Regions from separate parts of the Homo sapiens genome. Here region 2 is linked to region 1. Evidence: read pairs that join two places in POLR2A ChIA-PET (ENCODE). Cell type or tissue: HepG2. All regions are shown on one strand.

Evidence for each region. ChIA-PET counts read pairs that join two places held together with the same protein. Peaks named below come from ENCODE experiments on the same cell type or tissue, not always from the same donor. Only the 100,000 strongest peaks of a DNase experiment are listed, where the experiment ranks them.
Region 2: POLR2A ChIA-PET joins it to region 1 with 7 read pairs; 1 of 35 experiments calls an interaction of 5 or more read pairs at or near these places.

What each region holds. Positions count from the first base shown.
Region 1 is chr19:42,442,076-42,447,075 of GRCh38, forward strand. CXCL17 (C-X-C motif chemokine ligand 17) reads right to left here and starts at 871. Exons shown (of 4, transcript NM_198477.3): 1 at 679-871. The coding sequence starts at 757. All of the region lies in intron 1 of LIPE-AS1 (LIPE antisense RNA 1), which reads left to right. In HepG2, no CTCF peak of the experiment used is centred here; a DNase peak (open chromatin) is centred at 1,996.
Region 2 is chr19:42,044,783-42,049,782 of GRCh38, forward strand. The region is part of intron 11 of GRIK5 (glutamate ionotropic receptor kainate type subunit 5); the gene reads right to left. Among named protein-coding and RNA genes, the nearest start is that of GRIK5, 23 kb to the right of the region's middle. In HepG2, no CTCF peak of the experiment used is centred here; no DNase peak of the experiment used is centred here; H3K4me3 peaks cover 1,028 bases; H3K27me3 peaks cover 713 bases.

The DNA.
Region 1 (5,000 bases):
AGTTTAGCCATGAGAATTATGTTACTCTTTTGGAAAAGTGTTGGGGGAGAAGGCATGGGAGCAAATCTTTGTTGAGCTAGTATATACATACATACGTACGTGTGTGTGAGGGGGATCAGCTACAATTGCAGATATCTTCTTTTCTTTTCTTTCCTTTTTTTTTTTTTTTTTTTTTTGAGATGGAGTCTCACTCTGTCACCCAGGCTGGAGTACAGTGGTGCCGTCTCGGCTCACTGCAGCCTCCACCTCCTGGGTTCCAGCAATTCTCTGGCCTCAGCCTCCTGAGTAGCTGGGACTACAGGTGCGTGCCACCAGGTCTGGCTAATTTTTTGTATTTTTAGTAGAGATGGAGTTTCACCGTGTTAGCCAGGATGGTCTCGATCTCCTGACCTTGTAATCCGCCCTGCCTTGGCCTCCCAAAGTGCTGGGATTACAGGAGTGAGCCACCGCGCCCGGCCAGTTGCAGATATTTTCACATACAATATCTCGTTTAACTCTCTCAACATTGTTTGGGTGTAAGTACAGTTTGCTGTTTTTTTGTAAAGGAGGAAACTGGCATTGAGAAAGGCTCACTTGCCCCATCCCCCATAGCTAAGAGAAGCTGCATTTTGATGTGTCTGTGGCCTGTTTTGCCACATTTCTCCCCCCGTTTTCCCCTTCATAGACAGTCTTGTTTACCTGGATTCAGGCTGCTAGAGACCATGGACATCAGCATTAGTGGCAGCAACAGGAGGAGGGAAGAGATTAGAACTTTCATCGCAACTGTCGGTGCAGCTGTAAGTTGCTTGAAGAATATAATGGAAGGTTCCCTGCTGGAGGCTCCTGATCCCTGGGGATGACTCAGGTCAGGATACTCAGCCTGGTGGTCTATGCTTTAGTCCCAGGCCAGCGTTCCCATTTGAGGGCGAGAACAGGTGAGGTGACGCTGTCTTGCTGTTACGTAACAGATTAGACCATGTGCTTTATGGGAATCTGGGAGGTGAAACTGGTCAAACAAAAGAAATTCAGCATTCTTAAGAACATAAGAAGGTGACTGATAACTTGGCAGCTGTGCCAGTTCTCTCCTGTACTCTTTCCCGCCTCCTCACACCCCAATGCCTCATGATTTCTTCCTCAAATCTTTTTTTCTTGCTTGGATTTCCTTATACCTTTCAATGACCCTCTCTATCTGAATATTTGGCAGGAAAGTGGATACTAAGTGTTGGTAGAAGAGACTTTGACAAGGTCTGTTTCCCCTCTGTGCTCCTGCTCCCATCCTTGGCAAAATATCGGCAATAGTAGTGTTGTTGCCTGGGAAGTTGCCCTGTCCTCTCTCTGTTCACAATTCCCTCCAATTCTGCAGCCACATAAGATGGCAGCAGAGCAGGATCCGGGACAAGAGGCAGCTCCCCTGCCGAGAACACCGCCCCTGGAGCAGTGGGTGACACCAGGCCTCCTTGTGTGTCCATCGGGAAGGTGGCCATGGCTTAGTTGTTCTGGTCTAAAGGGGAGGGAACTGGGTTGGGGGAAGAGACCCCCAGAGCTTTAGGTCTCAGAGGGTTTGAGAAACAGGAGCCACAGGAGGGAAGGAGCCCTGAAGTGTGTTTGCCCAGCTGCTGGGGCGCCTGGCTCCAGCCCTTGTTTGGAAATGGCCCCGGGCAAAAGAAGAAAGGTAATAATACTTGAAGTAAACATTAGGGGCATAGAATATCAGCACTCACTAAACTTGACATTTATTTGAGACTTTAGGAAATGTGCTCAAAGGGAGAGGAGAGGCTGGGCTTGAATGCTGGGTGATATTCATGGGGGCTGAAGGGAAGGCTAACAAGGGAGCCCTTTTTTTGGAAGCCTCCAGGCAGGAGTGAGAGCAGGGGGTGTGACTTTATTTCCCTGAGAGAAGGAAAGAGGAAAGGCATGAGTCAAAGCCCTTTGGTTTTGTTTGACCATTCTTTTTTCTCCACGTTTTCAAATTATCTCGGCCTGTTGACTTGTCACAGAGTTGATTGTGGACTTTGCTACTGCAGTGTTTATAAAGCACTGCAGGGGCCAGGGACTGCTATGACTGAGCCTGTGTCCAAGTTGAAGGCTCAGGGTGGGCCTAAGCTTGTTCTGATGCAAATCACTGATGTGGCTTCTTTCTGGAAAATTCTAAAACCAGGGAGATGACATCCATTTCATAAAGCCTAGAGATATGGGTGCAGTCATCTCTCAAAGTGGCAGGAGTGCAGGGGGACTGAGAGGGACTTGGTTGGGTGGAACTTGAGCTGGAGTTGGGGGAGGATTTGGGTTGGTGGAGGGCAGAGAGGAGGGCCGTGCAGAGCAGGGGCGTGTTGTAGGAGAGGTGCCTCCTGGAGCTCATTGGATGGGGATTTTAGAGGACAGGAGCTGTTCGTGTTCATTTTTGTATTGCTTGAACTTACACAGGGTCTGGCACTTTGGGAGTATTCTATAAATGACTGTTGAATGGAATGATTGTTTTGTAGCCCATTAACTGGGCCTGATGTATTAGAAAGTGTGCGAAAATGTAGCCCATTAGCAGAAAGAAAATCTTACTGAAAAACCATCCCATGTACAAATGGAGCCTGGTGCGGCCACTTTACTTATGCTGCTGAGTTCTGCATCAGTCCACACCCAGGCCACCGCAGGGGCCGGGAGCTCCTCCTCAGACCTACCTCCCGTGCCTCAGTCTCTTTACCCCTCTGTTCTTCCAGGTCCTGCTCCCTCTGGTTTCCCCTCCATGCACTTGGGGTGGGTGTTGCATCCTGTGTCCCATTGGAGGGGGCTTCCGGTCTGTTAGGTCTATTAATATAAAACACCCCCAAGACAAATGGACTTTTTTCTTGTTAACATCACAACTTCTTATGATGCATCTCAAGAACATTATTTGTGTCAAGAGTCTCTCTGATGTACAGAGGCCCTCCATTCCTCAGGAGGAGGTAAGGGGAATTTGGGAGAAAACACCGCCCTGCCTGGGTTACTTATTTCCCTATTCTACAGTGTACTTGGTAGACATTCAAAAATATTTGTTGACTTTGTCCATGATCCACATGGCTCTCATATAGTCATTTATTCACACATACATTCAGTGAGACTTTGAGCGCCTAGTGTGTGCCTGGTATTTACTAGATGGTGGATGCTGAGATCAGGTGTGCTGCTGTCTCTGAGGAGCTCTCACTATACAGTGGCACCTAGGGTGACCGAATCCACCTGCCCCACTTTACAGACATGGAAATTAAAGTGCAGGGAAGTTATAGGATTAGTTCAACAACACAGTCAGTAGCCTCAAAGTTACAGGAGTAAATCAAGTTTTCTGACTTGCTGGATTTTCTATTAGTGTGCAGCTACCTGGCTGCTGCAGGTGTAGACGTGGTGAGCTCCGATAGGAGAGAGGACGTTCAGAGTGAAATGGGAGCCCTGAGCACCCTGGATTAACCGGGAGGACATACCGGGTCCAGCTGTGACCGCACAAAGGACCATCAGGGATATTTGTATTCTCTTTTTCACTTTGAGCTTGAAATGAAGAAAACTGACCCCAGGAAACCAAGAGTGGAAGATTTTTCACAGGGGATTAGTGAGATGCGTCAAAAAGCCTGTGTTGGATGGGTGCCTGTAATCCCAGCACTTTGGGAAGCTGAGGTGGGAGGATGGCTTGGGTCCAGGAGTTTGAGACCAGTGTGGGCAACATGGTGAGACCCTGTCTCTATAAAAAGCTTTTTTGTTTCTTGTTTTAAAAAGAAAACCCTTTTCTGATGTCTGTCACGGTGTTTCTCACTGAATGGTAATGGTCTGACTTTGAGTGGGTTTCATCCATAGCCTGGAGCTCTGTGAGGCAGGGACCAGGTGTGATTCACCTTTGTCTCTCCAGTGACAGTACACAGCAGGATCCGATAAATATTTCTTACAAAATAAAACTGAATAAAAAGTAGACATCTGCACAGGTGTGGGATGACTAAGCAGCAGCAGGAGCAGGAAAAATCAGTCCCCCCAGATCAGCTGATACAGCGTTCAGCTTCTAGATAGGGGTGAGGTGCCAGGACGGGGATGGGGTTCCTGTGGCTCTGCTGCTCTGGGGAACACCCCTAGGATTCAGAGTGTAGGCTGTGGTTGCTGCACTTCACTTGCCCGTGGGAAAGTGAGCAGTGGGTGTGGGGCTTCAGGTGACCCTACGTGGGAAACGGCCGAGGGAAGATGGGGTAGGTGGCACATAGAGGTTGTTTTTTTATTTTTTTATTTTTATTTTTGAGACGAAGTTTTGTTCTTATTGCCCAGGCTGGAGTGCAATGGTACAATCTTGGCTCACCGCAACCTCTGCTTCCCAGGTTCAAGCAATTCTCCTTGCCTCAGCCTCCCAAGTAGCTATGATTACAGGCATGCGCCACCATGCCTGGCTATTTTTTTTTGTATTTTTAGTAGAGACAGGATTTCTCCATGTTGGTCAGGCTGATCTCGATCTCCTGACCTCAGGTGATCCACCCACCTTGGCCTCCCAAAGTGCTGGGATTACAGGCATGAGCCACTGTGCCCGGCCAAGGATGTTTACCAATATTTGAAGGTCGGTTGTATAAAAAAGTGTTAGACTTGGCTGGGTGCATTGGCTCATGCCTGTAATCTCAACACTTTGGGAGGCTGAGGCAGGCAGATCACCTGAGGTCGGGAGTTTGAGACCAACCTGGCCAACATGGCAAAACCCTGTCTCTACTAAAAATACAAAAATTAGCCGGGCGCAGTGGCGGGCACCTGTAATCGCAGCTATTCAGGAGGCTGAGGCAGGAAAATTGCTTGAACCCAGGAGGGGGAGGTTGCAGTGAGCCAAGATTGTGCCACTGCACTCCATCCTGGGTGACAGAGCCAGACTCCATCTCAAAAAAAAAAAAAAAAAAAAGGAAAAGAAAAAATGTTAGTGTCACATGCATCCATGTGAAGAGACCACCAAACAGGCTTTGTGTGAGCAATAAAGCTTTTAATCACCTGGTGCAGGCAGGCTGAGTCCAAAAAGAGAGTCAGTGAAGGGAGTTAGGGAT
Region 2 (5,000 bases), 400 kb before region 1:
CTATAAAAAATACAAAAATTAGCCAGGCGTGCTGGTGTGCACCTGTAGTCTCAGCTACTCGGGAGGCTGAGGTAGAGTCCCAGAGGCTCAGGTTGCGGTGAGCCGAGATTTCACCACTGCAGGCCAGCCTGGGAGATGGAGCGAGACTCTCTCAAAAATAAAATAAATAAAATATCCACACTGGTTATTGTGTATTGAGAAACTGTGCTGTGCATTCTCTCGATGACATTATTTTAATTCCTTATGGTGACCTTACACTGAAATGGGCATAAGTAGATTCCTTTTACACATGTGGACACGGAGGCTCAAAGTGGTTAGGTGACCTCTGTCACCTCTCATTCATTCAACACACAATTACTGAGCTCCATGGTAGATGTGGCCACAATATTGTGCTGCTTCTTCTAGCAACAGATGGGGTCCATTTCTCCCTGGGTTCAGACTTCTTGGTCTGAGCTGGCCTTATGACTTGTTTTGGCCAACTGGATGTGGCAGAAGTGATGCCGTGTGAATTCCAGAGTCTCAGCCTTCAGAGCAGCCCCCATTTAAGGAAGCCCAGGCTGGCCTGCTGGAGGGTGAGTGAACCAAGGCATGCCAGCCAACAGCCAGCATCCACAGCCATTCTGCACTTTCCAGTCCAGTCTGGACACCAGCTGAATGCTGCCGCAGTGTGCCCAAGTGAGACCAGCCAAAGAACCACTAAGTTGACCCACGGAATCATGCAAAATAATCAACTGCTATTGTTTCAGTTTCTGGGTTCTGGGTGGTTTGTCACACAGTAATAGAATCTCCTACTATGTGGCCAGGTCATAGGCTCTGGACTCCAGGACCCCACAGAGCCCTACAGCTACAGGGTGATGGAATGGAGGGCAGTCAGTGATTCTCTATTAAGCTGCCTTTCCAGAACCAAAATTGTGGAACGGGGAACAAGAATGTGAGATAATACTAATAATAGCGGCAGCAGCCAGCATTTCTTGTGGGCTTGCTGTGTGACAGCAATTCCGTCAGCGTGGGATGGCAGTATTATTACGTCTCTTTTAGAGATGAGGATGCTGAGGTCCAGAGAAGTGAAGTAGTAAGTGGCTGAGAAGGACAAGTTGGTCTGATTCCAAAGCTCCGCTCTTAAGCCCTGTGCTAGACTGAGCTCAAGTGGACAGAATCAGACAGTGGATATGGGAGAAGCCAGAGAGAGACGAGGGACCCAGGTTGGGTATCAAAGCTGGAGAATCAGAAACTGAGAATCCTAGAGACAAGGGCCTGGCTCCCATACAGCCCCCTTGACATATAGAGGATAGAACCAAGGCTCAGAGAGGTAAAGCATCTAGCCCAAGGCCACCCAGCTGAAGCAGGGCAGTGGGAAGGGAGACGGGGCAGAGCTGGGCTTCACAACCCAGTCACTGTGCACTCTGAACCCTGTTCCTTCCACTATGCCAAGCTGATCTCTAAATTCAAGACTGAGGAACTTAGGTTCAGGGTCTCAGGACTGGGGTCTGAGCTTAGGGAGACAAAAAGAGACTGGGGCCTGTGAATAGAAATTAGATAACCGTAATCTAGGACTCAACTTAGAGTCACAGACTATCAGAACAGAAGGGTCCTCAAGGAGCCTCAAATCCAGGGTCTTCAGACTTCAAAAAGAATCTTATGCAGAAGCCCAACACTGCAGCCAGACAATGAGATACTGCTAAGTCCAGTTCTAAGAATTTACCCTACAAATGGCTGTGCATCAAAAACGCAGGTCCAAGAAAGTCAGTGCAGCATTGCTTGTAGTGAGAACAAAGACTGAAACAACCTAATTTGGGCCAAGTTAAAAAGATTATCGATGTCATAAAAGAATCCCAGGCAACCACTAAAATAGCAAGGTCTACAAGATATATTAGGAGGAAAAAAACAAGCTACAGAACAACGTGTACAATATGCTACTCTTTGTTAAAGAAAGAGCAACGATGTGCTTGTATATGCATAGACATTTCTGGGAGGATGGTGGCCTCTGAAAAAAGAAAATGAGAGACCCAGGGAAGGAAGGAAACTGATTTTTCACTCCTCACCTGCCTTGTACTCTTTGAATTCTATTTTACGTAGGTTTGTATTAACTTCTGTCCCTTCCCCAATTTTATTTATTTATTTTTGAGACAGAGTCTTGCTCTGTCACCCAGGCTGGAGTGTAGTGGTGCAATCTCGGCTCACTAGAACCTCTGCCTCCTGGGCTCAAGTGATTCTCCCACCTCAGCCTCCGGAGTAGCTGGGACCACAGGTGCGAGCCACTAAGCCTGGCTAATTTTTGTATTTTTTGTAGAGACAGGGTTTCATCATGTTGCCCAGGCTGGTCTCGAACTCCTGAGCTCAAGTGATCTGCCCACCCCGGCCTCCCAAACTGCTGGGATTACAGGCATGAGCCACCATGCTCAGCCCCCTTCCCCAGTGTAACAATTTTTTTAAAATTGAAGTATGATATTTAAGTGTGTATGAACATGCATGGTTGGCTGGGCTTGGTGGTTCACGCCTGTAGTCTCAGCACTTTAAGAGGCCAAGGAGGGAGGATCACTTGAGCCCAGGAGTTCAAGACCAGCCTGGGCAACATAGGAAGACCCCGTCTCAATAAAAATAACTTATAAAAAATAAAAAGAAATGCAAAGAGTCAAGAAGAACCAAAGTAATCCTAAAGAAGAAAAGCAAAACTGGGGGTTTACCCTGCCAAATGTTAACACTTAATTTAAAGCTATGGTATTTAAGACACTGCAGTACTAGAACAAAGACAGACAAACAGACAATAGAATGGAGTGTTTGGAAACCCACATATAAATGGATATTGATTTGTGACAAAGGTAAAACTGTCCTGAAGGGGGAAGAATTATTGTTATAATAAATGGTGCTGCTGAATTAAATACCCATATGGAAAAAAATGTATTCTGGCCAAGTGCGGTGGATCATGCCTGTAATCCTAGCACTTTGGGAGGCTGAGGCAGGTGGATTACTTGAGGTCAGGAGTTCAAGACCAGCCTGGCCAATATGGTGAAACCCCTATCTCTACTAAAAATACAAAAATCAGCCAGGCGTGGTGGTGGGCGCCTGTAATCCCAGCTACTGGGGAGGCTGAGACAGGAGAATCACTTGAACCCAGGAGGTGGAGGTTGCAGTTAGCCAAGATCGCATGCTACTACATTCCAGCCTGGGCAACAGAGTGAGACTCTGTCTCAAAAAAAAAAAAAAAAAAAAGAAAAAAATGTATTTTGACTCCCCTACCTCACATGCTACATAAAAATCAATTTCAGGAGGATGGCAGACCCAAATGTAAAAGGCAAAATTATTAAGTTTTTAGAACACAAATAGTAGAATATCTTCATGATATAGGGGTATACACGGAATTCTTAAATTCTAAAATCATTAACCATAAAGGAAAAAAGCTGATGAAGAGAACTTTGGTAAAATTAAAAATCAAATCCTTTTATCCAAAATATACTACTGAGAATGAAAAGGTAAGCCACAAAGGGGGACAGGACATTTGCAATACATACATCAGACAAATGACTTGTACCCAAGAATGTATAAATAACTCACAATCAGGCTGGGCGCAGTGGCTCACGCCTGTAATCCCGGCACTTTGGGAGGCCGAGGTGGGCAGATCACGAGGTCAGGAGATCGAGACCATCCTGGCTAATCGGTGAAACCCCGTCTCTACTAAAAATACAAAAAATTAGCCGGGCGTGGTGGCAGGCGCCTGTAGTCCCAGCTACTTGGGAGGCTGAGGCAGGAGAATGGCGTGAACCGAGGAGGCAGAGCTTGCAGTGAGCCGAGATTGTGCCACTGCACTCCAGCCTGGGTGACAGAGCAAGATTCTGTCTCAAAATAAAAAAATAAACAAATAAAAAATAAAAAATAACTCACAAATCAATAAAAAGTCACATATCCCAATTTTTTTAAAATAGAAAAAGACATGAATAGGAACCTTGCAAATGAGGATTTCCAAATAGCCAATAAAGGGCCAAGTGTGGTGGCTCATGCCTGTAATCCCAGCACTTTAGGAGGTCAAGGTGGGTGGATCCCTTGAGCCCAGGAGTCCAAGACCAGGCTGGGCAACATGGTAAAACCCTGTCAATTAAAAAAAATTGTTTTTAATTAGCTGGGTGTGGTGGTGCACGACTGTGGTCCCAGCTACTCAGGAGGCTGAGATAGGAGAAGTGCTGGAGCCTGGAGGTCGAAGCTGCAGTGAGCTACGATTGGGCCACTGCACTCCAGCCTGGGTAACAGAGCAAGACCCTCTCTCAAAAAACAAAAACAAAGAAAAATCAAATAGCCAATAAACACAAAAAGGTGTTCTCCCTTCCTGATCATTAGGGAAATGCAAATGAAAACCACCATATATGGTTGGTACCTTTATACACTCACCACTGACAAACCGAGTAGCAAGTGGAATTTTCATTCATTCGCTGCCGCTGGGAATGAAAGTGAAAGTGGTTCAACCACTTTGGAAGACACTTTTACAATACGTGATAAAGCTAGGACAAACACCCTGGGACCCAGCAACTAGAACACACCCAACAGAAACACCAGTACATGTTCACCAAAAGACATGGAAGAGAACCTTCCTAGTAGTACTATTCCTAACAGCAAAAAGCCAGAAACAAACGTCCATCTAGATTGGATGAATCAGGAAATTGCAGTACATTCAACATACAACAATGAGACTACACTACTTGCAATGACACAGATGAAACTCATAATGTTGCCAGAAGAAGCCAGTCTCAAGAAAGAACACACAGTACGATGCCATTTATATGAGGTTCAAGGGCGGGCAAAGCTGATCTGTGGTGACGGAAGCTGAGATGGGGGTTAGCCTTGGAGGGTTAGTGATTGGAAGGGCATGGGGAGGCTTTGGGTTGGGGACAGCTGGTTGGTTACACAGGTGTGTTCAGTTTTTGAAACTTCAGTGAGAAGTAACACGATTTGTGCACATTTCTGTATGTGTGTTACACTTCAGTGAAAATCAAAAGTAAAAACAAAAAATT